Linked DNA regions of Homo sapiens: regions 1 and 2 are each linked to region 3. A link is a loop called in an ENCODE intact Hi-C map of the cell type or tissue named here. Cell type or tissue: OCI-LY7. All regions are shown on one strand. Each heading gives the region's core, and the rest is flanking DNA. Links, peaks and the distances in the headings are about the cores only. Region 1 overlaps SIPA1L3 (signal induced proliferation associated 1 like 3). Region 2 overlaps SIPA1L3 (signal induced proliferation associated 1 like 3). Region 3 overlaps SIPA1L3 (signal induced proliferation associated 1 like 3).

Region 1 (8,854 bases), core at 979-5,978, 50 kb before region 3:
CCACATGGCTGGAGCGGAATGAGCCCAGGAGAGTGGGAGGGATGAGGGTAGAGAGGAGATATTTGCAGATCTCTTAGGGTCCTGCACAGGTTTGTCTTTTCTCTGATTGAGAAGGTTAAGATTTTTCAGGGTTGATTGATTTATTACTTTTTTTTTTTTTTTTTTTTTTGAGACGGAGTCTCACTCTGTTGCCAGGCTGGAGTGCAATGGCCCAATCTTGGCTCGCTGCAAGCTCCGCCTCCCAGGTTCAAGCGATTCTCCTGCCTCAGCCTCCTGAGTAGCTGGGACTACAGGCACGCACCACCATGCCCAGCTAATTTTTGTATTTTTAGTAGAGATGGGGTTTCACCATGATGGCCAGGATGGTCTCAAACTCTTGACCTCGTGATCCACCCTCCTTGGCCTCCCAAAGTGCTGGGATTACAGGCGTGAGCCATTGCGCCCGGCCGATTTATTACACTTTTGAAAAGTTTGACTAGTGACCACATGTACAAGGAACCAAAGCAACAAAAATAGGGCACCCAGTTCCCTTCCCAAGAGACCACCACAATTCCAGTTTCCTGATGGTGACCAGTTCCTTGACACTACATTATCTGAGTGAGTTTCCTGTCTTGTATTAGGTTGGACTGCCTGACATTGTGCTTTCGTGGGTCAAGAATGGTTGAATATTGGCAATTTTATGAGGTTCAGCCTAACAGCTTCCTTTCAGGAACATGAGGAATTTGGCCAATCCTTTCTTGCTGTGAGGGTTGGTAGTCCTCCCCCGATTCCTCCTGCATCTCACCATCCTCTTTCAGTGACAGGCCCAACAGTGCCTGTAACACCAGGGCGTGAAAACCCCTGCCCTACTTGTGGCCTCAAACCAGGGCTTGCTATTAAGCCCAGCAAGAGGCTGCCCCTTTTCCACGGGGACCTCACCTGGCTTCTGATGTTCGTCACTTTGGCTTTCTGCGTCTTGGTGCCACCAGTTTTGAAATCACAGCTCCCAGAGGGAGGGGCACCCGCGGACTCTTGCTGGGTGTTTGGTGTGACTCACATGGTGGGGGTGCTCTCTGGAACCCGTGGGCATTCTGCATCAGTCACCCATCAGAGTAGCTGGCAGAGCACCCAGCTTGAGGTGTCTGTGGGAATCTCTGCGGGGACCAGGTGGCTCAGGCTTGGGGAGGGGGCCTGAGGAGCCGTGCACCTCCCTGTAGCGATGGGAGACTTGCAAGTCGTTGTGGAACCAGGGCACTGGCCTCGGTCCTGTGGGAGCGGGTGGGGGTGAAATAACCTTAAAGGAGATATGGCGCCAACTTTGGAAGAGCTCAGTCGGGAAGTTGTGTCAGTTGGTAAGCCTTTGGCTGCAAACAGTAGTAACAGCATCAGCAGCAACAACTGCAGCAGCAAGTAGGCAATGTATGTAGCGTCTGCTGCATGCAAGACACTGTGCCGGGCCCTTCACATGAAGCCACTCCTTTAAGCCTCCCGACAACCCTGGAAGATATTATTCTCCCTTTGCAGATGAGGTAACTAAATTTGAATAACTTGTTCAAGGTCAGGCAGCTAAAAAAAGGTGGTGGCATGATTTTTTTTTTTTTAGATTCAGAGGGTACATGTGAAGGTTTGTTACATGAGTATATTGTGTGATGCTGAGGTTTGGGGTACAGATCCTGTCACTCAAATAGTGAACAGAGTACCCAATAGGTAGATTTTCTTTTCCTTTTTTTTTTTTTTTTGAGATGGAGTCTCGCTCTGTCACCCAGGGTGGAGTGTAGTGGCGCAATTTCAGCTCAGTGCAACCTCCGCCTCCCGGGTTTAAGCAATTCTCCCTACCTCAGCCTCCCGAGTAGCTGGGATTACAGGTGCCTCCACCAACCATGCCCGGCTAAACTTTTTTGTATTTTTTAGTAGAGATTGGATTTTGCCTTGTTGGACAGGCTGGTCTTGAACTCCTGACCTCAGGTGATCCACCCACCTTGGTCTCCCAAAGTGCTGGGATTACAGGCGTGAGCCACTGCGCCTAGCCCCCAGTAGGTAGATTTTCAACCCTTGCCCCATTCCTTCTTGGTTTTTGGAATTCTCAGTGTCTGTTGTTCGTGTGTGTGTGTGTGTGTGTGTGTGTGTGTGTGTGTGTGTACGTACCCAATGTTTAGCTCCCACTTAGAAGTAAGAACATGGGGTGTGTGTGTATATGCAATGTTTAGCTCCCACTTAGAATAAGAACATGGGGTGTGTGTGTGTGTGTGTGTGTGTGTGTGTGTGTGTGTATGCAATGTTTAGCTCTCACTTGTAAGAACATGGGGTGTGTGTGTGTGTGTGTGTACGTGTACGCAATGTTTAGCATCCCACTTAGAAGTAAGAACATTGGATATTTGGTTTTCTGTTTGTGCATTCATTCACTTAGGATAATGGCCTCCAGCTACATCCATGTTGCTGCAATAGACATGATTTCATTCTTGTTTAATGGCTGTGTAGTATTCCATGGTATATATGTACCACATTATCTTTGTCCAGTCCGCTGTTGATGGGCATCCGGGTTGATTCCCTGGCTTTGTGGGTTGATTCACATGCTATCGTGAAGAGTGCTGCGATGAACGTAGGAGTGCAGGTGTCGTTTGGTAGAATGGTTCCTTTTCCTTTGGGTAGATACCCAGAAATGGGATTGCTGGGTCGAACGGTAATTCTATTTTTAGTTCTTTGAGGAATCTTCAAACTGCTTTCCCCAGTGGCTGAGCTAATTTACATTCCCACCAACAGTGTATCAGCATGGTGACGTGATTTGGATTCAGGCAGTCTGACTCCAGAGCTGTATCTTAACTCTAAAGCTCTGTGTGCTACTGCAGTGGTTTTCAAACCCGAGCAAGACCAGGTGTGGTGGCTCACATCTGTAATCCCAGCACTCTGGGAGGCCGAGGCAGGTGGATCATTTGAGGCCAGGAGTTCGAGGCCAGCCTGGGCAACATGGTAAAACCCCATCTCTACTAAAAATGCAAAAATTAGCCGGGTGTGGTGGCACATACCTGTGGTCCCAGCTATTCGAGAGGCTGAGGCAGGAGAATTGCTTGAACCTGGGAGGCTCTGAGAGGTTGCAGTGAGCCAAGATCATGCCACTGCACTCCAGCCTGCGCAACAGAATGAGTGAGACTCCGTCTCAAAAAAAACAAAAAACCCTAGCAAGGATCAGAATCCCCAGAGGGCTAGGTAAAACACAGATTGCTGGGCCCCATCTGATTCTGTAAGTTCCTGATTCTGTAAGTCTAGCTTGAGAATTTGCATTTTGTGGTGACACTGGTGCCCCTGGTCCAGGAAGCACGTTTTGAGAACCATGAGCTACTGTAATAGGAAGCCCAAATGAAATTGGCCTGAAATAACGAGATTTATGATCTCATATAACAAAGAAGCCTGTAGGTAGGCAGCACAGCAGCACAGGAGTTGACTAAGCAGTTCCACAATGCCTGCAGGGACCCCATCCCTCTCCTTCAAGCCACTCTGCCATCCATGGTGTGTCTCCTGTGTCCCTAGGCTCCCTGCATGGCCACAAGATGACTGCCAAGGCTCCAGTTGGCACACACTGACAGTGCCACATCCAGCAGCAGAAAGAGGGCATCTCTCACTTGCTGTGTATCTCTTTAAGAGTGAGGAAACCTTTCATTGATTCCCTGCCTCCCAGATTTCCCTCATATCTCATTGGCCAGCATGGTGATATGTGACCCTGCCCAGAGAAACCAGCCAAGGGCCAATTAGGATTGACCCTCTGGGGCTGGGGCTGGGGCTGGGGCTGGAGCCGGGGCCAGCCTTACCTGAAGTAGGTAGCACAGGGAGGAGAGTGGCTACAGGAATGAAATCAGAGTACCATTTAGGAAAGGACTGGGAAAGGGGGAGGGATATTGGGTAGGCAGACAATTGGTTTTGCTGCAGAAATAAGTGGAACACAGGGAAAGCATAATGCCCATGCATTTTTGTCATCGTGCTTACCAGCTTTGTTTTGTAATTACCTGAATCAGGACTTAGCTTTTTGTTCTCTAATCATGCCCACCTTTGAAACTGTGCACAAAGTCCCAGTACCACAAGAACTCTGAATCTTGTTGGAATACCAAGTATTCTGTCTGGCAATTCAGGGAAACTTGAGTTGGGTGATGAGGCAGCAGTCTGAAGGTTAGAGTGCGAGGTCTTTGAGAGCACTCACTCACTCTGCCCAGAAACACCTGGGTCTCACCCATCTCTCTGCTCCTGACTCCCTCCCCCCTCCTCCTACCCTTCCTTGCAAAGGCTGTTTCCCCCTCTGAGGGCTGTTCTTGGATGAAAGGAGAGGATGCCAGTCAAGTGCTTACCCCCAGGGGCCAGCGCATGGTAAGTACTTAAGAACGTGGCCTCTGCTATTAACATATTAAATGTGACTTTTTATGTATGTATGTCTGTATCTATGTATGTATGTATGTGTTTGTTGTTTTTAGAGACAGTCTTGTTCTGTCACCCAGGCTAGAGTGCAGTGGTGTAATCATGGCTCACTGCAGCCTTGATCTCCTGGGCTCAAGCAATCCTCCCGCCTCAACCTCCCATGTGGCTGGGACCACAGGTGCATGCCACCGTGCCTGGCAAATTTTTTTTTTTTTTTTTTAGTTGGAGTCTCACTCTGTTTCCCAGGCTGGAGTGCAGTGGCGCGATCTCGGCTCACTGCAACCTCTGACTCCCTGGTTCAAGCGATTCTCCTGCCTCAGCCTCCCGAGTAGCTGGGACTACGGGCGCCCGCCACCACACCCGGCTATTTTGTATTTTTAGTAGAGACGGGGTTTCACTGTGTTAGTCTCGATCTCCTGACCTCATGATCCTCCCACCTTGGCCTCCCAAAGTGCTGGGATTACAGGCGTGAGCCACCGTGCCCAGCCCATGCCTGGCTAATTTTTTAATCATTCATAGAGACGAGGTCTCACTTTGTTGCCCAGGCTGGTCTCGAACTCCTGGGGCTCAAGCGATCCTCCCACTTCAGCCTCCCAAAGTGCTGAGATTACAGGTGTGAGCCACCGTGCCCAGCATAAATGTGACTTATAATAAATATTTTATAATCCTGCACCCCCTTACCAAAAAAAATCTATGAAGAGTGACCATCCCTTTTGCAGACTGAAATTTCCTGAGGATACCTGTTGCTACTGCTCGTGGCCACACTGTAAAGCCATTGCCCTTTGAGATTGCAAAGGGCTGAGGAATGCAGTGTGGGCTCTGAGCCAGACTGCTGAGTGCAAGTTCTTGATCCATCTTGGGCTCCCTGTTTTACTTTGGGCAAGCCACTTAGCCTTGCATGTCTTAGTTTCCGTATCTGTAAGGTGGAGCTGGTAATGGTACTGTCCTCCTAGGTTGTTGGGAGGATTCGAATGCATCAAAGCACGTGACATGCTTAGACACCCCTCCCCCCCAACCCCCAACAGCACCCGACCCAAAGCAGCACTCATACAATATGTATCAGCTAATCTTTGAATATTCTGTGCCAGTTCATTCACAGGGGACTATAAGCTCCCTGTGGGCAGGATTTATGTGGTTTTTGTTTACTACTGTGTCCCAGTGCCTGACTCAGAATAGACATTGTTTACATTTGTGTGTGTGGATGAAAAGAAGGATGGTAAGAGCCTTTCTTAATTTCTTTTCCTTCAGCTGCCTGGAATTTAAACTCTGACCTGAGCTGATTACTCGGTATTTTGAAGGAATAAAGTGGACCTGACTGACTCTGAGGGCAGCATGTGATAAGTGCAGCTGATTGTTGAGCATTTTTGTGAGCCACAAGCATAGTGCTCACCATAAAGATCTCACTTGGCCAGGCACAGTGGCTCATGCCTGTAATCCCAGCGCTTTGGGAGGCTGAGGAGGGAGGATCGCTTGAAGCTAGGAGTTTAAGACCAGCCTGGACAACACAGTGAGACCCTTGTCTCTACAAAAATAATAATAAAGCTCTCACTGACTCTTCATCCCATTTCATAGATGAGGAAACTGAGGCCCAGTGGGAGCACCTGCTTCTTCTTACAAGAGGAGATCTAAAGTAGTGGTTAAGGCCGGCCGCGGTGGCTCATGCCTGTAATCCCAGCACTTTGGGAGACCAAGTCAGGTGGACCTCCTGAGGTTGAGAGTTCAAGACCAGCGTGGCTAACATGTTGAAACTCCGTCTTTAATAAAAATAAAAAAAAAAGTAGCTGGGTGTGATGGTGCACGCCTGTAATCCCAGCTACTTGGGAGGCTGAGGCAGGAGAATCCCTTGAATCCAGAAGGCGGAGGTTGCAGTGAGCTGAGATCGCATCACTGCACTCCATCCAGCCTGGGTGACAGAGCAAGACTCTGTCTCAAAATAAAATAAAATAAATAAATAAAGTAGTGGGTAAAAACTGGAACCTTGGAGCTCCTCTGCTTGGGTTAGATCCCCACCCCAGCACTTTCTTCCTGTGTGACCTCCAGCCTATGACTTATTCGTTGAACTTCTCATCTGTAAAATAAGAATGCTGATAGTTCCTCCTTAGAGGGTCGCTGTGAGGGTTAGGAGAGAGAATTCATATGTAGCACTTAGAACAGCGCCTTGTGCAGTGAGCATTCCGGTTGTGGTTGTTATTATTAGCCAGCCAAAGCCGTTCAGTTGTGCTTCCAAAGCTGGCTGGAAGAGTCCAGCGACCGTGTTTAATCATTAAGCTGCATTGCCTCTGTGAGCTAGTGCCTCCTCTGCACGGGCCAAGGAGCCCGCCTTTAGATTGTACGGTTCTGAATGAAGCATCCAGGCGCAAGCTCAGGGCAGGGGACGGTGTGGGCACAAGTCCAGCCCTGGCTCTGTCAGTGAACAGGTGGCCTGTGCCTGAATCCGAGGTAATAGGCGAGCCGCCTTTGTTACCTTTGAGCTTTCTTTCAAGCCCATTCAGACTCCTCAGACCACGTGTCTGATGAGTAAGGAGGCCTTTTCTTTCCCTCCCCCAAAGGGAATGTTGGCAAAACAGCTTTCTTTGGGAACGCGCCTGTTCACGACGACCAGCCATCTCCTGGGGAACTCCGGTGGCTGGCTGGCGTGTTCCTGCGGCTGTTGAATAAGTCGCTGTTAGGAGCTGGCACGGCAGGTTCCCGTTTCCGCATTCCAGGCACCCACAGCGGGCTGGGGGCGGGCACCACTGAGGTCGGCCTGGAGAGCCAAGGCAGGTGGCCTCGCCCTGGGAGGACCAGGGACAGGAGGAGTCCACCTGGGGCTCCCCTGACAGCCACCTGCCCACTTTGTGATCAGAGCCGTGTTCGGGGAGTCTTTCAGGTGAGCGATATTCATTAAATTTGGCAGTGACTTGCAGAGAAAGTTCATCATGTTTCTTCCTCTCCGGAGTTAGACAGTTAGCTTTTTTTGTTTTCTCTTTTTTTCCCCCCTCTTCTCCCTGAAATGTTTACCTGTCTGCTCCTAACTGTGAAGAAAGAGTGGGCCGGGTGTTGACGGACTGAGAAAAATGGAGGACATTTCTCCCAAGAGAAGGAATCGGTGACTCTTTTAGTGAGTTGAGCTCCTGCTGGATGCAGACTTCTGTGCCGGGGCTGGGGGCGATCCCAGCCTGGTGTAGATGAGCTCTGTGGTCTCGCCTGAGTCCGCTTTCCTCTCTGGGCCTCAGTTTCCTCTTCTTGTGAAATGGGAACTAGCAGCAGTGCCCAATGAGTCATCTATGTAAACTGCTTCAAGCCTGGGCACTGAGCGGTGCTCAAGTCCCCCCTCCCCAACCCCAGGCCCCCATTTTCCCTGTGTGACCTCATCTGTGACCTCTCAGCTGCTTGCTTGCTGTACCCCAGCTGCACTGGCCTCCTGCTGTTCCTCCCTCGGAGACTTTGCCCTGGCTGTTCCCTCTGCCTGCAACACTTCCCCTAGAATTCCCCAGCGCCGCCTCCCTCCCTCCTTCCCTCAAGTCTCTGTTCAGATGTCACCTTCTCCATGAGGCCTCTCTCCTTATTAAATTGCACCTTCTCCCTCACCCTCGCCCTTACTCTTTGCTTTATTTTTCTTCATAGCATTTACTTCCACTTGACATATTTTGTCTATGCTCTGCTTCCCAGCTCTAGGCTCCATAGAAGCACAGGCACTTTTGTGTCCATCCTTGTAGAACCGTTCCTGGCACGTGGTAGATGCGGGCTAAATTGTGATATGAATGAATTTATATCAGGTGCAACATGATCCAAGGATGGGTGGCCAGCCCCGTTTGGGGTTTGAGGAGGGTGTCAGCTTTTCCAGGAACCTGTGGCTGTGGGTGAGGCGGCATGTGCAGATGCCTCCCCCTGGTCACCCAGTGGCTCTCTGGCACCTGCCTGCAGCATCCAGCCCTCTGCCTTCCTGTCCTGCAACCCCTGCAGTCTGTGCAGCCCAGGCCTGGTAGTGACTCATCTGGGCAGCCTGGGTGCCTGTGGCATGGAACAGGAAAGCTTGGCCTAGTAAGTGGAGAGGATGTCAGGTTCATTTAGGTGGAGAAGACTGTGTGGAAGATACCACCCATATACACACATCTCATATGTATCTCCAGCCCCTGCTTGCTGTTCCTGCAGGGGGAGGCCAGGGAGTGCCTGGGAAGTAGCAATTAACCAGCCAGGCACAGTTGAGCCATCTCCCCTGCTTTAATGGGTAATAATTCTTGCTCTGGGGCTGAACAAGTTTTAATTAAATGGTGAGCGCGAAGAATCTGACCGTGTAATAGCTGACACGTCCTCATCTATTTTCTAGCTCCCGGTGTCAGCAATTGATTCTGTAAAAATATCCTGGGCAGGGCTTCCCTGAGCTCCATGAGTGAGGTCAGTGGCCTTCTTGGATTTCTCCCAGCATGAGGCACCAGGGGACTGAGGTGCTGATGGACTTCGCGCCGCTGTAGCATACATCATCGCATGTCAG
Region 2 (10,296 bases), core at 2,860-7,859, 70 kb after region 3:
CCTCAGTTTCTCCATCTGTAAAACAGAAGAGATAATGCTGCCTACATCATAATATGGTTGTGGGCATTCAAGGATTTAAAACAGATCCATGGGCCAGGCACGGTGGCTCACACCTGTAATCCCAGCAGTTTGGGGGGCCGAGGCGGGCAGATCACTTGAGGTCAGGAGTTCGAGACCAGCCTGGCCAACATGGTGAAACCCCATCTCTACTAAAAATACAAAAATTAGCCAGGCATGGTGGTGCATACCTGTAATCCCAGCTACTGGGGAGGCTGAGGCAGGAGAATCGCTTGAACCTGGGAGGCGGAGGTTGCAGTGAGCTGAGATCACACCACTGCACTCCAGCCTGGGCGACAGAGCGAGACTTCATCTCAAAATAAATAAATAGTTAGATGGAAAGAAAGAGAAAGAAAGAAATAGAGAAAAAGCGAGAGAAAGAAAGAAAAAAGCAGATCCACAGTCCCAGGTGGAATGTGATCCAAGCTGATGTCTTGTTATCACTGCAGAAATATCGATGTGATAGTCTACCACTGTTCGCTCAGAACCTTCTAGGGTTGCCTTTCTAAAATCTGAATTATTCAGAATTCCGAAACACATCAGGCCCAAGAGGTTTAGGAAGGGATCATGCCACCGTATATATGAAGAAAGCACTTAGCCTAGTACCTGGCACATAGTAAATGCTGTGTCAATGTTAACCATTTACTGTTGCTACTATTACTAGTTAAAGTGCTTACCTCACCATCCGTAATCATCATCATGGAAAAGCGAGTGATAATCACAGTGAGATACCGTGACACACCTGCTTCAGTGGCTACGATAAAAAGAGGGCACGGAGGAGCTGAGGTCAGAGAGTTCCACAGGAGGTCTGCTAGGGACTGGGGCCTTTTCCTTACATGGATAGGGGGAGGGTTCTGAGCAGAGGAAGGACATGATCTGACCCATAGATTAATAGAGTCCCTCTGGCTGTGTGTGGCAGCAGGAGCCAGAGCCAGGAAATTGGGGCAGAAGCTCCTGCTGTGGTCCATGGTCCTGCCTGTGGGGGTGTGAAGGAGGGGTGAGCCCATTTATATCTTGAAGGTGGAGCTGACAGTGAGTACTGATGGCCTGGATGTAGGGGTGAGAGAAAGAGAGGGGGCTAGGATGACCCTGAGGTTTGGGCCTGGACACCAGCTGAGGGGTGAAGATACTGCATTGAGGGACCCCAGGGTCGGGGTTTGCAGGGAGTGGCAGAAGGCCTTGTGAAGAATCAGAGACGTGGCTGAGTCTGTTCGGTGCTGGGTGCCCGTCAGACAGCTGCGTGAGATGGCAAGGAGACAGTTGGATACGCATACCTGAAGTTGAGAGAGGTCCAGGGGGGAGAAGGAAAAGTAGGGGTCCCCAGCACAGAGGTGTTGAAATCACGAGGAGAGCCGTGTGGATGGGGAAGAGCGAAGCTGTGCGGAGAGACGGCGAGGAATCAGCGAAGGAGGCTGGGGAGGGAGTGCCAGTGAGGAGGGAGGAGACCTGGAGAGTATGGACCCCTGCAGTGAGGCAGGAGGTTGATGAGGGCCCGAGGTGATTGCTAGATGGGAGGCACAAAAGGCTGAAGGGAGCAGGTTCAAGAGAGACGGGGCTTTGTTGAGGCCTGTGAAGGTGTGACTACACGTGTTGTTTGTTGCTTTCTCTCTGTTCAGGCCACACCTGGCACACAATAGCTGCACAATAAAAATGTGTTAAATTAATGTCTTCATGGATTGGGGAGAGGTTAGAACGCAGAGGAGCCCTTGGAATTGGGGGTCGTCACTGTGGAGTATGGCAGAAGTGTGTTCTATGGACCTGGGCTCCTGTCCCCAGATGATGATGGGGAAGGAGAATCAGAAACATAACCCAGACATCTGGGCGCCCCCCAGACCATTTACTTAGTGCCTGGTGCCACCAACAGGACTGACGTGGCATCCCCATCTAGAGAATGAGTCTAATAATAATACTGACTCATGGAGCTGTTGTCAGGAATCAATGAGATAATGCTGTAAAACATCATCAGTGTTTGATAGGCTTGAGCTGTTGTTACAAGTTAAATCCTATCATTACCATTATTCTGGCTTCATGGCCCTCACCACCTAGTGGGGGAGATAGATATCAAATAATCAGGCTGGGCGCAGTGGCTCACACCTGTAATCCCAGCACTTCGGGAAGCCAAGATGGGCAGATCACTTGAGGTCAGGAGTTCGAGACCAGCCTGGCCAACATGGTGAAACCCCGTCTCTACAAAAAATACAAAAAGTAGCCAGTGTGGTGATGCGTGCCTGTAATCCCAGCTACTCGGGAGGCTGAGGCACAAGAATCACTTGAACCCGGGAGGCGGAAGGTTGCAGTGAGCTGAGATCATGCCACTGCACTCCAGCCTGGGTGACAGAGTGAGACTCTGTCTCAAAAAAAAAAAAAGATACCAAATAATCACTCAGCCACGTAATTTAACTGTGGCAATGAAACTATAAAGAAAAGGTACACAGCCACTCGAGAGGCTAAGGTGGGAGGATCGCTTGAGCCCGGGGGGTCGAGGCTGCAGTGAGCCATGATCACGCCACTGCACTCCAGCCTGGGTGACAGAGCAAGACCTTGTCTCAGGAAAAAAAGAAAGAAAAAGTGCAGGGGGCCTTGAGAGAGAATAACAGGCAGGAAGGAGGTGGGGGTCTTATTCCAGGCTGGGGTGGGCGTGGGAGTGTCAGAGGAGGCTTTTCTGAAGAAGCAACCTGTGAAGCTCGACGGGGAGGATGAACAGGAACTAGCCTGGGGTGGGCTGGAGGCTGGGGCATTTTGGCTGGGAGAATAGTCTGTGTGCAGGTCCAAGGTGTCGCAGGTGGGGAGGAACTGGGTGTGTTGGAGGAGCAGAGTGCGGGAAGGAAAACTTGGGTCAGCTGGTCTGGTGAGCCACGGTAGGAGATTTGGACTTTCTTCCCACAGCCCCTGGGAGCCACAGAAGGGTTTTCAGGGGAGAAGTGATACAACTTCATTTAATTCTTTCTAAACTTCTGTGTGCACTTTCAAGCCTTGATGTCCTGACACTCTTCCTCCCCCAGGACAGTTTGTACCGCTCCAGGGTCACGTCAGAGACTCCAGAGCCGCCTCCACCACTGTGATTCCTTGAAGCTTTTTGCCGTCATCTGGCCACTCAGTCGGCGGGGTTGAGAGGAGCTTTCTATAGACGAGAAGGTGCCCTGGTTCTCGACTCATCAGCCTCTAGGAAAGAAGCAGCTTGCTGGTCCATCCCAGGCTGCTGGGAGGCCCGAGAAACAGGTCACAGCAGCCCCGCCTCCTCCATAGACCTCCAGGCCTCTCAAAAGGGACCCCCACCTGCTGCCCGCAAAGATGGCCTCATTTCCTCTCAGGCCCAGCGCTGCCAGCAGCCTGTCCCCCCTCCTCATTTCCCTATTTCTTTTGAGTGGCCAGATGACAGCACAAAGCTTCAAGGTCGGGGGCCGTGGGGTGGTGGTGGAGTCTTTGACCTCATGCCGATCAACGTGCTTCTCTCGGTTCCCTGTTCTGGGCCCTGCCCTGGAAAGAGGCAGGGTGGCCGGGGAGGGGAGTTTCCAGATTACCTGTGTCTCCTGGGCATGGCACAGGAAATGACTCCTTCATAGGCTGAGAGTTTTGGGAGGCCCTGTGCCACAACCCCCCAGCAAGAGCCCACATGAATCCGCCATCTCGCCCGCAGCCTGGGGATGCTGCTGGATTTTCCGGGTGTGGAGGGGCCCAGGTCCCCCGAGCAGCTCCTCTGACCCCGCAACCCGGCATCTCCTGTGCCCGAGTGGCGTCTGTCAGTTGCTCAGTAAGTGGAGGGCTTTGCTGTCCCTTCTGCTGTACCCACAGCTGCCCGCTCAGAGCAAGGTGGCTCTGATCCTGCAGGAGGGGGCTCTCTTTGAGAGCACTTGGGTGTATCGTGTCTCAGAAAACCCACATGGCTTGTAGCTGTGGCTGCCTAACAGCACCACCTGGGTGGTTGAGTGGCTCTTCCAGAGACCCTTAAGTGGATGGGCTCCCCAGCCAGGCGTGGTCCCCACTGCTAAGTATGTTATAGGTGTTGACCCACTTAGTCCTCCCAAAAACCCTGTGAGGCAGGCACTATCCAGTTTTACACATGAGGAAACTGAGGCACGGATAAGTTGGGTTGTTTGCGTGAGCCACACAGGTAGGAAGTGGCAGAACCAGGATTTGAACCCAGACCATCTGGCTTCATAATCACTCTGCTATACTTCCTGCCAGCCTGTTCTCCCCCGCCGACACACACGCACGCACACACGCACGCACTCACACACACTCCTACACATTCCTCTCTCTGTCATATCACCTGGTTTATTTTCTTCATGGCACATATCACAGTGGATTTGTGGGCTTGTGTATTGCCTGTCTACACCCTATAGTATAGCCTGTGAGCTCCTGTTTGACCATAGGAATTCTGTGTCTTGTGCATTGCCATATCCCCAGCATCTAGAACAGGACCTGGCCCGAAAGAGCTGCTCAGTAAATATTTGTTGAATGAATGAACCGACATGGCCAGTGACACAATGTCTCACTGGGTAGGTTTGTGTTATTTTTTCCTCCTTCGACCTCGATCCCTCCTGCCACTCACTTTATAGTAGAGGCAGTCACAGGCGATCTGTGGGTAGAGCGATGATTGAACCCGGGCCGGGCTGACCCCAGAGCGCACGCTCCTTTGCCCGCCCCTGCCACACTGGTATCTTTCCCTTGATGCTGACGGAGGGATGTGACACCGCAGCCAGCCAGGTCTCCTCATGGAGGGCCTCGGACCACGTGTCATTTTAGAGACCCCAGCGGCAGTCCAGATCCTGAAGTCCGACCTTTGATTCAGGAACAGAGCAGCTGCAGGAGTGCCAGGCTGGGCTTTCTGGTCCTGTCTCTCATCCTCAGCTCCAGTCAGCTGGGGATTAACCCCCTGCCGTCATCAGGAGAAATACAACATGGGAAACCGGCGGTAACTCCACTGTGGTAAAGGATGTGAGGGAAACAGTGACCCACTGCAGAGGGTTTCCTGAGCTCTCGTGCACAGAGAATCGTGCGTGTGCCTCTGGGTGGGCAGGGGACATGCAGCCTGGGTGAACATTTCCCATACACTAGGATGAATTGGCCCTTCCTGTTCATGCCTCTAATGCCCCATTTCCCTCCTACAGAGATTTTCTCTTGTTTAACAATTAAAAGATAGCAGGCTGCTTTGTGGTTCTCAGTCAGGATGCTTTTTAGTTGCAAGTAACAACCCTGGCACCATCTGGCCAATGGTTAAGACATGTGATGTGTTCTAGAAGCCCAGGGGTGGATGGGCACCAGGTGGATAGGATCAGCAGCTCAAGCATGTCTGTCAGGGACTCAGGTTCTCAGCCTCCAAAGGCCTCTGTATGCCTCTTGGTTCCAGAATGGCTTCCAGTGATAATCAGGGCCACTTGCCCTTGTCCACAGGCATCAGGAGAGAGAGAACACACCCCACTGATGGTTATAAGTGGTTCCCCTCAGTCTACAGCTGGTCCAGCTGAGGTCACGTGCCCCTCAACCAGGCCGGTCAAGTTACTAGAGGAATGCCACATCCTGATCACTCTTGACCAACTGGGTTCTGTTGTCTAGTAGCTGAAAAAAGCAGAAGTGGAAACTGAGTAGACAACCATTAATGCCTGCCAAGCTCAGTCCCTGACCAAGTCCCCTCCCTAAGTTAGCAAATCGTGTCAGGCCCAACAGATTTTGTGGCATTTGAGAACAAAGAAGTGTGGTTTTCTTTTGAAGAAGTTTAGTGACTTGCGTCCAATTTCTGCCTCCTGCATCATCCACCCTCAGTTAACACCCAAAAAAGGGGGCAGGCTGGGCGCGGTGGCTCACACCTGTAATCCCAGCACTTTGGGAGGCTGAGGCGGGCAGATCATGAGGTCAAGAGACCATCCTGGCTAACACGGTGAAACCCCGTGTCTACTAAAAATACAAAAATTAGCTGGGTGTGGTAGTGCACACCTGTAGTCCCAGCTATCGTGAGGCTGAGGCAGGAGAATCGCTTGAACCCAGGAGGTGGAGGTTGCAGTGAGCTGAGATTGCGCCACTGCACTCCAGCCTGGGCGACAGGGCGAGACCCCATCTCAAAAAAAAAGCGGGGGGTGGACAGGGGGCAAGTGGAGTCTGGCTGCCAAAGACTACTTGTCTGATGGTGGGGAAAAAAAATGGGTGTCTCCTCCCTTGTCACTGGGAAGGTTTTTGTTTCTCTTTCCATCTTCATCCTCTATAGGTCCTTTCATTCCTTCCCCCAGTCTGAAATATTTCCGGTGTGTCTGTAGCTGTGCACACATCCTTGCAAAATATATATTGAGGTTTGAGTAAAGAGTCAGCTTCCGGGGTTTGGAGCTCTGTATCTCATTCTTTCGGTTTCTTCTGGTTTTCACCAAATAGCATGTGTTCGCCATCTAGCCACGTTGCTGGATGTGTGTCCAGTGTATGGCGTCTGGCAGCTGAACAGTTGTACATGCTGTACATCTGCCACGGCTCACGTGTCTGGTCCCCTGGTGTTGGGCATCCAGGTTGCCCCTAGCTCCACCCCACTTCAAACCATGCTTCAAGTGAGCATCCGCCTACCTTTGCCTTAGGAACCCATGGGGCTTACCCCCAGGAGTCAGTTGCAGCCGGAGATAGGCATTCTCTCTCCCCAGGGGTGGGATTAAGGCACCTGCCACAACACCCAGCTAATTTTTGTACTTTTGGTAGAACTGGGGTTTTGCTCCATTGGCCAGGCTGATCTTGAACTCCTGAGCTCTCTATGAGGCTGCTCTGACCCGCGTTCCCCCGAGAGCACAGGAGGGTCCCGCTTCCCCATACCTCTCGCCACTTTGCTGTTGTCCTGCTTCCCAGTTTCACCAATCCGAAGGGTGTCAAGTGGGGTCTCCGGGGTTTTAATGCTCTGATGGTGAGTCTGGCTGAGTGCCTCTTCATGCCCCTGTTAACCTAATTCAGGCTCCCCTTTCCAAGAGAGGCCCAGTCAGCACAGGCATTGGAAGGCAAATTCTGGAGCCGGTGACCTGCGTTTGAATCCTGACCCTGCCATGTAACCCAGCAAGTTAGTTCACCTCTCTGAGCCTCAGAGCTGCCATAAATATAAAATGGAAATAATAGTAGTATCTATATTGTAAGGTATTTTGAGGATTAAATGAGATAATATATGTAAAGCATTTAAGACAGTGCTGGCTGGGCATGGTGGCTCACGCCTGTAATCCCAACACTTTGGGAGGCCGAGGCAGGTGGATCACTTGACGTCGTGAGTTCGAGACCAGCCTGGCCAACATGATGAAACCCCGTCTCCACTAAAAATGCAAAAATTAGCCCGACGTGGTGGCGCATGCCTGTAATCCCAGCTACTCAGGAGGCTGAGGCAGGAGAATCCCTTGAACCCAGGAGGCAAAGGTTGAAGTGAGCCAAGATCACACCACTGCACTCCAGCCTGGCCAACAGAGTGAGACTGTCTCAACAATAACAACAACAACAAAAAAACAGCGCCTAACACATATGTGATCTGAAAGCATTAGCAATTATTATCACTATCACCGTCATTATTATTGTTTTAAAGTTTCTAAACTTTCAAATGTTGTATCCTTTCACTTTCAATGCACGTCAGAATGGCTCTGCCTGTGGAGGAATTTCTGGCTTCTCCTGGGTCGTCCAAGAGACAATATAGTCAAAGTTGTCCGAAGAGCAGGCTTGGAGCTACTCCTTTCTTTCACATTTGAGTCGAGTGCTGTATATTCATTTCCACGTGTGTAGTTTTTAATTTTTAAAAGTATGATGTGTGCGCTGGGCATGGTGGCTCATGCTTGTAATCTCAGCACTTTGGGAGGCTGGGGCTGATGGATCACTTGAGGCCAGGAGTTCAAGACCAGCCTGGGCAACATGGCGAAACCCCATCTCTACAAAAAATACAAAAGTTAGCCCGGTGTGGTGGCACACACCTGTAATCCCAGCTACTCCAGAGGCTGAGGCGGGAGAATCACTTGAACCTGGGAGGCGGAGGTTGCAGTGAGCCAAGATCATGCCACTGCACTCCAGCGTGGGTGACAGAGCTAGATTCTGTCTTAAAAAGAAAAGAAAATATATGTAAAGTGTTTAGAGCAGTGCCTGGCACATGGTAAATGCTATAGTCATGTTTGTGGATATCACTACATTTACCAGAGTTTTCTCCTCTGGGTAGCACATAGGTTTTAATGTGACGTGATAAATACTTTTTCTTCACAGCTAGCATTTGTCTCTGATGACTATCTCTAGACATGTTCTCACGTTAGCATGTTAAATGTACCCTCTTTCTTTTTAATGACTGCCTGTATCATATGGACATATCAAAATGTATTTACTGATTCTTTAATGAGAGACTCTTGGGTTTCATCTTTTCGTCTTTCTCAAGTAGTGCTGCAGTGGGGAGCCTCGTCCAAGAAGCTCTGGGTTCTTGAGCCAGTGTTTTTACTGGAGCCAGAATTGCTGGGTCCAGGGATATGCATGGTTTTGATGTAATGAACTGACAAGTTGCCCTCAAAGACGGTTCTGCCACTAGAACCTGGTGTATCCCCACCAACAGAATACAGACCTGTTGGTTTTGATTTGTTTCTTAGTTTGGTTTGGTTTTTTTGTTTGTTTGTTTGAGACAGGGTATCTCTGTGGCCCAGGCTGGAGTGCAGTGGCTCGATCTTAGCTCATTGCAGACTCGAACTCCTGAACTCAAGTGATCCTCCCACCTCAGCCTCCTGAGTAGCTGGGACCACAGGCACACACCACCACACCTGCTAACTTTTTAATTTTTTTGTAGAGACAGGGTCTTGCTATGTTGCCCAGGCTGGTCTTGAACTCCTGGTCTCAAGTAGTGTTCCCGTCTTGGCCTCCCAAAATGCTGGGATCGCAGGCGTGAGCCACCACGCCCCACTTGAGTTGTTTTAGTAATGGGGAATTTCAGGCATTTACAGGGGTAGAAATAGCATATATTGCCTGCATGTACACAGTTGTCACCAGATTCTTTGGTGACCAACACATGGCCAGTCTTGTTTCATCCATTCCTCTGCCTTTGGATCATTTTGAAACAAATCTCGAACATTGTATCATTTCATTTGGGGAGCTTTAAACTGCATGCCCACAGCGTGCCTGTACATCGTGGAAGAGAGGAGGACATTTCTATAAAATCATCCTGTGGTGCTTTTCATTTTCCATGGTGTGTCTTCTCCCTTGATTCTCAGATGCCCCTAAGACATAGACAAGGCAGGTGTATCTGTTGGGAAAACAGAATCCACTCTAGGTATTTTAGCGGAAGGAATTCAATACAGGGAATTTGGTTAAAAAAGTTGGGGAGGAGCAGAGAAACCAAAAAGGGGCAGAGGCCAGTCCCTAGATGAGCAACCAGAGCTGAAGGGCGCAAGGAGTAGGGCACCTTAGCAGAGCCCAGGGCAGTGTTGGGCGGAGGCCTCCTCCGCGTGAGATGCTGTCCACATTGGAGGGAGGACCACCTGGCTTCTCACCACCTCTACCTTCCAGGCTTCTGCCACTGCCCCTGTTGGCTGAGCCTCACCAGCAGTCCTGGGAAATGTAGTTCCCTGTGTTTCAGAGCAGGCTAGGAAAAGGGCAGGCAATGGATCAAAGAGGGAACTCGATCCCCATTTGATAGATGAGAAAGCCAGAGGGTCTAATGGCCTGTCAGGGGCACCTCATTTAGTGACAGGCACCATCCCTGGCACTGAGGTAAGTCCCTTGGTTGCCAGGGTAACCTGAGGCAGCTCTTTGGGCATTGCATGCCACCAGCCAGTCACTGCTGCCTGGGATGGGCCTACATGGTTCCGAGTTCCTCCTCTGCCGGAGGAGTCCCCTCCAAGCTTCCCCCTCCCACACTCAGAGTGGACACTGCCTTTTGTTCCTGCCCATCGCACTGGGCTGTGCCCTGACCCTAAGGAAAGCCCTCCTGAGGACACCGTGCCGGAGAGTTCTGGGTGCTGGAGTATTCTCAGGGAGCCCCCTGCATGAGGTACCAGCATCCTGGGCCACACTAGAGGCCAGAGGAATGTTGTGCCACTGAGCAGCCCAAGCTGGCATTGAGCGGGCAGCTCTGTACTCAGCTGGCATCAGGCAAGTGTGGGTGGGAGCTGTGCTTTGTGCCCTCCTGGAGCTGGTGGCTTCACGGAGGTGAGGGGAGCCCAGGGGAGATGGAAGGTGCCCAGATACACAAACAGGGAAGCTCAACACCAATGTGAGAGTTTAAAGGAGACAGAGAAGCCCAGTTACACAAGAAAGCCTCGGTCAGAAGCG
Region 3 (10,296 bases), core at 2,782-7,781:
GAACTCCCGACCTCAGGTGATCCACCCACCTCGGTCTCCCAAAGTGCTGGGATTACAGGTGTGAGCCACTGTGCCTGGCCAAAAAAAAAAAAAAAAAAAAGCGGGAGGGGGGCGCATCTTGAAGCACTAAAACGCCTCTCAGCACTCTGAGAGTGCTGCTCGCATGACGAAGAACTGAGGCTGCCTGAGGGAGTAGCGTATGCCTGTCCCCCATCCCACACTCACACCAGAGCAAATGCTTAGGAAGTGGAATGCTGGGTATCTGTTCTGCTTAAATTATTTGTCCTTTAGTGAGGGGTAAGGGGATCCTAGTTGAAGTTATGAGAGGTAAACATTTGATACAACCTCTCTGTGCCTTTTTACTGTGCAGTAAGATGTGTGGTTTGGCTTCTCAGATGACTGGATGGTGATGCTATATTGGAACTCTTGATTCTATGTGTCAGACTCCACCCTCGATCACCCAAGGCAGAAGAGGGATTGATGTGTTGGCCTGGAGTCCCAGGAAGATCAGCAACAGAGAGTGGGCAGCTCAGGCCTCCGGCAGCAAATTAACAGGACATGGGCAGCCCAGAGGCAAAGTGACTTCCCCATTGTCCTGGTTGTAAAGGCTGAAGGGTCATGATGCTGATCTAACATTGGTAACAGCTGGACTTTATTGAGCACTTCCTGGGTGCCTGGCAGTATTTGTTTTCATCAACCTTATGAGATGGGTCCTGCCATACCCCACTTTCCTGATGTGTAGGGACTCATCGACCTCCTCAAGATCATATAGTTACTTATTTGTGGCTGGGCATGATGGCTTGCACCTGTAATCCCAACACTTTGGGAGGCCGAGGCAGGAGGATTGCTTGAGCCAGGAGTTCAAGGTCAGCCTAGGCAACATGGTGAGATCCCATCTCTACAAAAAAATTAGCCAGGTACAGTGGTACGTGCCTATAGTCCCAGCTACTCAGGAGGCTGAGGTGGGAGGATCACTTGAGCCTGGGAGGTTGAGGCTGCAACAGCAAGTCATGATTGTGCCACTACACTCCAGCCTGAACAAGAGTGAGACCGTGTCTCAAAAAAAAAAAAAAAAGTATTGATTCATGGCAGAGGTGGGGTTTGAACAGAGAGTCTGGTTCTAGCCGGTACTGTCATGAGGGCAGAGGGTGAGATGCAGGAGCAGAAGGCTTGACAGCCTGGACAGAGGAGTTTGTGTTTTCCTTCATGCTTTCATTTCGTGAATCTTTGTTACTGATGATGACTTTTGAGTTGACGTGATTGTGCCATCCCAGCCTCCCCTCCCTCTGTTCTAACACCCAGTGGTACATCCCCTTCCCCAACAGCACCATCAGACACACAGGTGGCTCTTGTGGAATCTCTCCATTCCCCATTATTCTAGGCCAGCCCTTCTCCCTTATCCTAGTTTTAAACATGAATTTATAAAGGGTAGTTAATTTGTGGCCAGGTGTGGTGGCTCACGCCTTTAATCCCAGCACTTTGGGAGGCTGAGGCGGGCAGATCACGAGGTCAGGAGATCAAGACCATCCTGGCTAACATGGTGAAACCCCACCTCTACAAAAAATGCAAAAAAAAGTAGTTAATTTGTTACTCAGCAAATCTCTACGGTGCCTACCAGACTCCAGATCTGGGCTGCTGGACACAGGAACATCGTTAAGCAAATCCCGGCCGTCGTGGAACTGACAGCCTGGAGGGGACGCAAGAGACTTGGGCATTCAACAGATAACTTCAGAGTCCCAACTGCAGCTGTGATACATACCAAACAGGAAACAGAGAGAGAGCGAGGAGAGCATATTAATGTGCGGAACCCAGGGCCTGACCCGGGGACCAGGAAGGAGGATGGCAAGGAGGGCTTCCCGAGGAGGCACCGTGTAGGCCGAGCCTAGAGCTGAATGGTGGCAGAGAGGGAACAGAGCACTTCCAGGGGGAACTGGAAAGCCCTAGACACATCACCCCAGTCCTCACTCCCACTGAACTCTGAGGAGACGGCTGCAAGTCGAGGCTCCCCACCCACCAGCACGTCACAGTGTGTCCAGGCTCAGGGTCCCCATCTGTAAGATGGGAGTGATATTGGTCATGGTGCCCATTTCATTGGTGGATGTCACTGGTGGATTAAATGAGTTACTATATGTAAAACTTTAGAACAGCTCCTGGCCTGTGGCAAGGGCTCTATAGGTTTAATTAGTCATTAAAATTAAAATTTGTATGTTGTAGGTCTAAAGATGGCTAATAAAAAATCACCCCACCCAGGCCAGAATCCAAGTTAGAGGACTGCTTGACAGGGACTGCCAGACACAGACTTGGTTGTGGGAGTCAGGGGTGCAGCCTCTGGCTACCACCCCCAGGAGGCATTCAGAAATGGGGGGTTGGCCGGGCGCAGTGGCTCACGCCTGTAATCCCAGCACTTTGGGTGGCCGAGGCGGGTAGATCACTTGAGGTCAGGAGTTCAAGACCAGCCTGGCCAACATGGTGAAACCCCATCTCTACTAAAAATAGAAAAATTAGTCATGCGTGGTGGCGGGCGCCAGTAATCTCAGCTACTTGGGAGGCTGAGGCACGAGAATCACTCGAACCCAGGAGGTGGAAATTGCAGTGAGCTGAGATTGCACCAGTGCACTCCTGCCTGGGTGACAGAGCAAGGCTCTGTCTTAAAAAAAAAAAAAAGAAAGAAAAGAAATGGGGAGTTGGTCTCACAATGAGTGGTGGGGGCCAGGGATGCTGACTGACCTATGCACAGGAGTGTTCCACCAAACATGCCCACGGCGCCCCAGGGGAGGGTTGTCCTGGAGGGGATTTCCTTGGGTCTTCGTCTTGTTGTACGTCTCTTATTGGGTTTCTCTCCCTGGGGTGGAAAGATGGCTGCTCTTGGAGATGCAGGCTGCCCCTGAATGCCCTGATCACTGACTCCAACTTGTAAAATATTTGTAAGATGCCCCCGCACTGCAGCACTGGGAAGCAGTGCCGGCCAGTCTGGCAGAAAGTGTGAAACCCAGTAAGTGATCTGCTTTATCAATCCAGGTTCTTGGGTTGCAAGCAACAGAAATCAACTCAGGCACCCTGAGGCCCTAAAAGGGTCGAGCAGCTCTGGGGTGTCTCTCAGTGGATATTCTTGGGCACTTTTTTAGGGCCCTGCATTGAAGAGCTTAGACACTGCAGCCCGCCTCCTGGGTGAGAATCCCAACCTCACTCCTTATTCATAAGCATCTCAAGCTTTCTGTGCATCAGTTTGTCGGCTATAAGATGGGAATGAGAACCGGAGGGTTGCTTTGAGGATTCAGTAAGTTGATATTTGAGACGTGTTTAGAACAGTGTGTAGTGTAGAGTATGTGGCTAGATATATACTAGCTGCTATTATTTTTATTAAGTGCTGTGGTTATTACTATTAGTATTATTTTTTTGAGATGGGGTCTCACTCTGTCACCTAGGCTAGAGTTCAGTGGCACAAACACAGCTCACTGCAGCCTCAACCTCTTGGGTTCAGGTGATCCTCCCATCTCAGCCGCCTGAGTAGCTGGGACTATAGGCATGTGCCACCATCCCCGGCTAATTTTTTGTATGTTTTTATAGAGACAGGGTCTTGCCATGTTACCCAGGCTGGTCTTGAACTCCTGGGCTCAAGCAGTCCACCCACCTGAGCCTTCCAAAATGCTGGGAGTACAGGCATGAGCCACCTCACCCACCTAGCCTACCATTATTATTTTTATTTTATTAAAAAAAATTTTTTTTATGAGATGGAGGCTTGCTCTGTCGCCCAGGCTGGAGTGCAGTGGTGTGGTCTTGGCACACTGCAACCTCCACCTCCTGGGTTCAGGCGATTCTTCTGCCTCAGCCTCCCAAGTAGCTGGGACTACAGGCACGCACCACCATGCCCGGCTAATTTTTGTGGTTTTAGCAGAGACAGGGTTTTGCCATGTTAGCCAGGCTGGTCTTGAACTCCTGACCTCAGGTGATCCTGAGGTCCTGCCTTGGCCTCCCAAAGTGCTGGGATTACAGGCATGGGCCACTTCACCCGGCCTCATTATTATTTTTATTGGCAGCTTGAAATTGAAATCCCTGAGCAAGAGGAAGCCATTGGCCCAGTTTGGATCAGGTGGGTGGGCAGGTCCCATGATTGGCAGTCCCCTCCACGCCCCCCCCCACAGAAGTAGGAGGAACGAGGGAGAAACAGTTGTCCCCAGGAAAAGTGGGCTGCTGTCACCAGAAGTTGGGGCAGAGACTCCAGGCTCCAGGCAGGTCCAGAGCGCCCGTGTCCTCCATGCTCAGTAACTGGACTCAACAAATGTTGGTTACTTCCCTGCTTTGTGCCATGGCCTCTGCTGAGCACAGAAGACACAGAAGGGACAGTGATTTGCACGGTCTCCTCCTCACAGGTCCTGTAGTCCAGAAATTGAGGGTCCTGGTTAAAACTAAATGCCTAGAACAGTGCCTGGCCTTTAGGAGGTCCTTCGTAAATGTTTCCTCAATGAATAAACACACAGGGAAGTGCAAGAGTTTTATGGAACACACAACAAAAGCATCCCACTAGTTATTTTAAAGAAATCCATGTTTGTACCTTTAGTCTCCAGGATGAGGTTCAGAGGGGTGTCCATGCACACAGTAGGTGTTTAATAAATGGGGACTAAATTATCTAATAGGTGCATGGTCCTGCAGCCTGTCCGGTGTGACAGTTGAGGGCAGACCCAGAGTTGGGGAGCTGGCTGCCTTCTCTGTTGAACAGGATGTGCAGACGTGGCTCCAGGATGCATCTCTGTGGAATGCAGTCGCTAATACAAATGAGCTTCCTCACGTCACAAGGCATCTATTATGTGGACAGTTGGGCGATGGGCCGTGGGACTGGGCGGGCTCTCTAGGGGAGTTTCAGAGCCACAGTTATGTTTAGGGCCTTCCTTTGGAGAGGGACTTTTCCCCATGAATGACTCTTAATAACAAAGATAATAATAGCCACCACTTTCCAGGTGCCTGAGCTGTGCAAAGGGATTAACCCATGGACTCCTCACAATGGCCCATGAAGCCAGTATATGATCCCCATTGTGCTGAGGCTCAGAGAGGGAAAATAACTTGCCTGTTGTGTGCACAGCAAGTGAGAAATTGAGGTGGGATTCTGGCCATGGTCTCTTGCTCCAAAGCTTGGGTTTGTCCTTCTATACCATGCACAGCCTGTTTTCTCTCTCTAGTACTAAGTTTAAAACAATATTATTTTTATTAATTTGCATATAGTACAATATTTAAAAATAAAAAGGCCAGGCACGGTGGCTCACACCTATAATCCCAACACTTTGGGAGGCTGAGGCGGGAGGATCACTGGAGTCCAGGAGTTCCAGACTAGCCTGGACAACATAGTGAGACCCTGTCTCTACAAAAAATTTAAAAATTAGCTGGGTACGGTGGCTCAGGGCTACAGTCCCAGTCACTCGGGAGGCTGAGGTGGGAGGATCTGCTTGAGTCCAGGAGGTTGAGGCTGCAGTGAGCTGTGATCGCACCACTGCACTCCAGCCTGGGTGACAGAGACCCCGTCTCAAAAACAAAACCAGAAAAAAAGGCAGTTTCCCTTCCACACCCAAACCCTTCACAGAAGCAGCCACTGTGACCTGTTTCTCACATCTCCTTTCAGAAGTCATGAGTACAAGCAAATCTATAAACATGGCAGCTGGGCTCAACATTAAGGGTGGCCACCTGTAGCCTGCGGGCGAGATCCAACTCACTGCCTGTTTTTGTATGGCCAGGGAGCTAAAAATGGGTTTTACGTTTTTAAAAGGTTAAAAAAAAGTTAACACTATTTCATGCCACGTAAACCTATATGAAATTTAGGTTTCGCCAGGCACAGTGGCTCACGCCTGTAATCCCAGCACTTTGGGAGGCCGAGGCAGGTGGATTTCCTGAGGTCAGGAGTTTGAGACCAGCCTGGCCAACATGGTGAAACCCTATCTCTACTAAAAAAAAAAAAATACAAAAATTAGCTGGGCGTGATGGCACACACCTGTAATCCCAGCTACTCAGGAGGCTGAGGCAGGAGAATTGCTTGAGCCCGGGAGGCGGAGGTTGCAGTGAGCCGAGATCGTGCCACTGCACTCCAGCCTGGGCAACAGAGCGAGACTCTGTCTCAAAAAAAAAAAAAAAAATTTAGGTTTCACTGTCTATAAATATTTATTGGAACACGGCCCGCCCATTTGGTTGTGTATTGTCTGTGGCTGTTCTTACACTGTAATGGCAGAATTGAGTGGTTGCAACAGAGACAAGTGTGACCCACCCCCCAAACCTACAATATTTGCTCTTTGGCCCTTTACAGAAGAAGTTTGCTGATCCCTGCACTACACACTTTCCTTTAGTAATGCGTGTTAGAGACAGTTGGCTCTCAGCACTTTTCTTGCGTGCTAACTGTGCTCCCCAAAAGCAGAGCCCAGCTGCAAGCCGTGGGCATGCCCAGGTTCGGCTGGCGGTGGGTCTGTTGGTGCCTCCGCGTGCACACTCACTCTGAGCATTTCTTGGGCCCTGGCTGCGTGGCAGGCCGCTGGCTGGGAGCCAGGGCAGGTCTAGGCCTGCCCTCAGGAATCCACAGGCCGGTGGGTGGGGAGAGTCAGACAGTATCGGGCAGTCCTGTGGAGGGATGTATTCAGGCCTGCTCTCACAGGCCTTCCTTGACCCTCTCCCCATCACTCCCACTTTGTTTTTATTTGTGGCACTTAAATAAAAAATAGGTCATGCATTTATATGCTTCAAAATCAATTCTATGTGGATGTGTGAGCAGTCTCTGTCCTCCACTCCTCTCCCTGCCCACCTTGTTCCTTCTCCCCTTACGTAATGATTTGTATTTTCCCTTGGGTATCCGTCTAAGGTATCATTATATCAATACAAGCAAATATGAATATATATTTTTGTCTTCTCCTTCCTTCGACAAAAGGTAGCCTACTCAGTACTCTGCTCTGCACTTTGCAAATGTTTACTGAACAGTATGCCCTGGAGATCCTCTTATTTTAGTGTTCTGGTGGAAACTGAAGGGTGGGTAGGAGTTAATAAGGCAAAAAAGAAAGGTGTATCTTAGGGTGGGGGAAGCATGAGGAAGAGCATTCTAGGCAGAGGGAACAGTGTGAACAGCATGCTTCCAGGTTCCGGGGAGCGTGGCTCCCTCCAGAGCAGGGGGAAGGCCTGGGAGGCTGAGGCCAGGGAGGAGGGGGCCCGTCGAGGCATGAAGGTTCAGCAAGGCCTGATGGTCAATGGAGGAACCGTGCCTTTAATTCTGAGCTCACCCGGGTGTGGGGTTCTGCTCTGTTTCCTTCCATGCCCTGATTTCTCTGTGGCCAAGTACACTTGGCCGTCATTCCATATGACCAAGGAGAGGCCAAGAATGTCCTCGAGAGAGGGTTATTGGGGCTGGTTAATGATGGAAGAATTTCTCCTGTGAGCTGCGCTCAAGAAGTGTGACCTGGTGTCTGGGAGGTTTCAGGCCTGTTCCTCCTGCCTCCTCAGTTCTTTCTAGTCATGAGACACGGGACACATCCCATCAGTTCTCATCTTTTCAGTAGACACAGTCGTAGTGCCAAATACAGGCTTTGTTTGGAGGGTAATGCATACACCGTGCTCAGTTCCAAGTTGGCCACATAGTGAGTGCTCAAGATGTGATAGAGATGGCTTTGGTTCTTTTTATAGGGCTGGTTTGGGCTCATACTTTGTTAGTATAGCTCATGATTAAAGGTTTGGGGATTCTGTGAAGTGCCTTATGCCTGTAATCCCAGCATTTTGGGAGGCTGAAGCGGAAGGATTGCTTGAGACCAGGAGTTCAAGACCAGCCTGGAGAATACAGCAAGACTCCCACCTCTACAAAAAATGAGCCAGGTGGTGGCACGTGACTGTAGTCTCAGCTACTCAGGAGGCTGAAGTGGGAGGATCACTTGAACCCAGGAGGTCAAGGCTGCAGTGACCTATGCTTGTGCCACTGTACTCCAGTCTGGCGACAGAGGGAGACCCTGTCTCAAAAAAAAAAAAAAAAAAGAGTTTTGGTTTGATCACCTGAGTTCTAATACCTGCTCTGCCACTTCTTGTCCGTGTTGAGCAGGTTACTTAACCTCTCTGTACTTGATTTTTGTCACTTGCAAATGAAAGTGATAATACTTGCCTCTTGGTCCCATAGATGCCGGCAATTATTATTATTCCTATTATTTCACAGCCTCTGCTGTACAGTATTGTCAGATGACGCAGTGCCAGTGGTAGCAGCGTCGCCATCATTTCAGCAGCAGTGCCCTTCGTTAGCTGTACCACCTCACCTTTTCTGCAGGACACCTTCCCGCAAATCCTTTCCTGTCAAAGGGTTAGGGTAGAGTTGCTCCGTGAGTATTTAGGAAAGGAGGCCCTGGAAGAGAGGATTGTCTCTTTAGTCCCTTTATGAGTCATTGGCCATAGAAAGTTACATGACCACCCATAACTGCAGGGAAGGGTGAGAGATGGAGAATTTTCCTAATCGCCTCCCACACAGAATATAAATATCACCACCACAGCTGTGTGCAGTACGTATTTGTGAGCACGTTAATCTATCTTGCCATCAGAGAGGCTGGCTCCAGCATCTTACGCATGTCCACGTTGTGGTCAGTTTGCAAGAAGTCACCCGTGATATGTGGCAAAACAGCCGGACTCCCAACATAAAGTGCTGGAAGGAAGACTGTGAGGGACACAGTTGTAAAGGTTCTCGAATTGTATCTGTCTGATCAGAGAAACAATTTAATGTCCCAGATCAAAGTCGAGAGGCAGGCTCTGGGAACTGGGCTGTGAGCAGCCAGAGAAAGGCGGCAGAACCAGTTTCTTCAGGGCAGGTCTCTTTTATCTGCTTGTCTGATTGCCTGGTGGACACTCCATTGGCTCCCAGAGGCCTTCCTGGTCATCTCCTCCCTCTGGCTGGGTCCTTGATCTTTGCAGATGGCTGCGTCCCCTGGGGCCAGGGAGCACCTACTGTGTGCCTAGTGCTGGCCAAGGTACTGGAGATAATCATAGGTAATGTTCTTCCAGCGTTCACCATGTGCTTGGTGTTGCGGTTACTTGAGTGAACTCATGTAATCCTCGCAGTAGCCCTATGAGGTGGGACAGTGTTAGGTCCATTACAGACATGGAGACAAGCCCAGGGCTGCTATGTCACTTCCCCAAGGTCACAAAGCTAGTTAGGGGCAGCCTCTACCGTCTGGATCAAAGCCCGCCATGTAAATGGCTCCAGCTTTTGCAGGCCACATGCACGTCTTCAGAGCTTTCTCCATAATGGACTCTTTTGGAAGACCCTGGCCTCCAAGGGCTGTATAGTGGCTTATGGCTCTCCCAGTTAATGGTGCTTATGAATGTGGCTGTGGAGGGAGAGAGGCTGGGGCTGGACAACCTGGGCTTTCCCGGTGTGACCTGTGGCAGCCAGAAAGAGGGACGGGGTCAAGCAGGGGCATCTTTGTCCACCCTTAGCTCCTCCTGGCTATTCAGGACCCACCTTACAGGTTCCTGTGGCCTCCCTGGGTTGTCTTCCTGGGGTCGAGGGTTCTCTGGCAGGCATACCATGGTGCCCTTGCCCCTCTACCCCGACATCCCAGCCAGGCCATGTTGAAATTGCCTTTTCATTTGTTAGTTGATCTATGCAAAATGTTGGGAGGGCAGGGGCCTTGCATCTACTTCCCTTGGCCCAATCCTGGCTGTGCAGTAGGTTTTAAAAACACGTCTGAACAAATGAATAAATAAATGACTCATGTGATGGAACTAACATCTAAACAGAACTTAACTTGCAGTATCTTCTGGGCAAATGCCACATCTGGGCTAGAGAGGCAGTGGAGGGTGGTGGTTGAAAGCCGACCCTGGAGCCACGTGCTGGGAGTTGAAATCCAGTTCTGTCGCTTACTTGCTGGGTGACCTCGGACAAGGGACTGCACCTCTCAGGACCTCAGTTTTCTCATCTGTTAAGTGGGATAATAGTAGGACCTGCCCCACGGAGCAGTTGTGAAGGTTACGTGAGTTGAAATGTTAAAGCATCTGGCACAGGCACTGGCTTAAGAGTTAGCAGCTGCTCCTAGGCACCGTGCAGTAGCGTTGACCATGAAGAGTAACCGAGTCTTAGCCTCAGGTATGCGGAGAGACCAGCTCAGTTCCAGGGGAGATGTTGTTCACCTTGTGAACCTAAGAAACAGTGGTTTCATCCAAAAAAGATTGCTCAGACCTGGCATGGTGGCTCACACCTGTAATCCCAGCACTCTTGGGAGGCTGAAGTGGGTGGATTGCCTGAGCTTAGGAGTTCGAGACCATCCTGGGCAACATGGTGAAACCCCGTCTGTACAAAAAACA

The links. Hi-C counts contacts between places; a loop is a spot of excess contacts. Peaks named below come from ENCODE experiments on the same cell type or tissue, not always from the same donor. Only the 100,000 strongest peaks of a DNase experiment are listed, where the experiment ranks them.
Region 1: a loop joins it to region 3, with 6 times the contacts of the local background. A loop is called at or near these places in 7 of 110 quality-filtered maps.
Region 2: a loop joins it to region 3, with 6 times the contacts of the local background. A loop is called at or near these places in 3 of 110 quality-filtered maps.

The regions. Positions count from the first base shown.
Region 1 is chr19:37,925,444-37,934,297 of GRCh38, forward strand. All of the region lies in intron 1 of SIPA1L3 (signal induced proliferation associated 1 like 3), which reads left to right. Among named protein-coding and RNA genes, the nearest start is that of SIPA1L3, 23 kb to the left of the region's middle. RefSeq lists a silencer at 771-840 and an enhancer at 7,453-8,115. In OCI-LY7, for the core only: no CTCF peak of the experiment used is centred there; DNase peaks (open chromatin) are centred at 1,438, 2,818, 3,238 and 4,218; H3K4me3 peaks cover 3,595 bases; H3K27ac peaks cover 3,783 bases.
Region 2 is chr19:38,042,967-38,053,262 of GRCh38, forward strand. The region is part of intron 2 of SIPA1L3 (signal induced proliferation associated 1 like 3); the gene reads left to right. Among named protein-coding and RNA genes, the nearest start is that of SNORD152, 110 kb to the right of the region's middle. RefSeq lists enhancers at 2,695-2,744, 3,475-3,854, 4,723-5,471, 6,125-6,654, 9,391-9,892. In OCI-LY7, for the core only: no CTCF peak of the experiment used is centred there; DNase peaks (open chromatin) are centred at 3,485, 5,295, 5,645, 6,465 and 2 weaker places; H3K4me3 peaks cover 4,121 bases; H3K27ac peaks cover 5,000 bases.
Region 3 is chr19:37,973,455-37,983,750 of GRCh38, forward strand. All of the region lies in intron 1 of SIPA1L3 (signal induced proliferation associated 1 like 3), which reads left to right. Among named protein-coding and RNA genes, the nearest start is that of SIPA1L3, 71 kb to the left of the region's middle. RefSeq lists a silencer at 581-640 and enhancers at 4,752-4,861, 4,902-5,011, 6,376-6,755, 8,405-8,906. In OCI-LY7, for the core only: no CTCF peak of the experiment used is centred there; DNase peaks (open chromatin) are centred at 4,217, 4,757, 5,607, 6,177 and 1 weaker place; H3K4me3 peaks cover 3,182 bases; H3K27ac peaks cover 5,000 bases.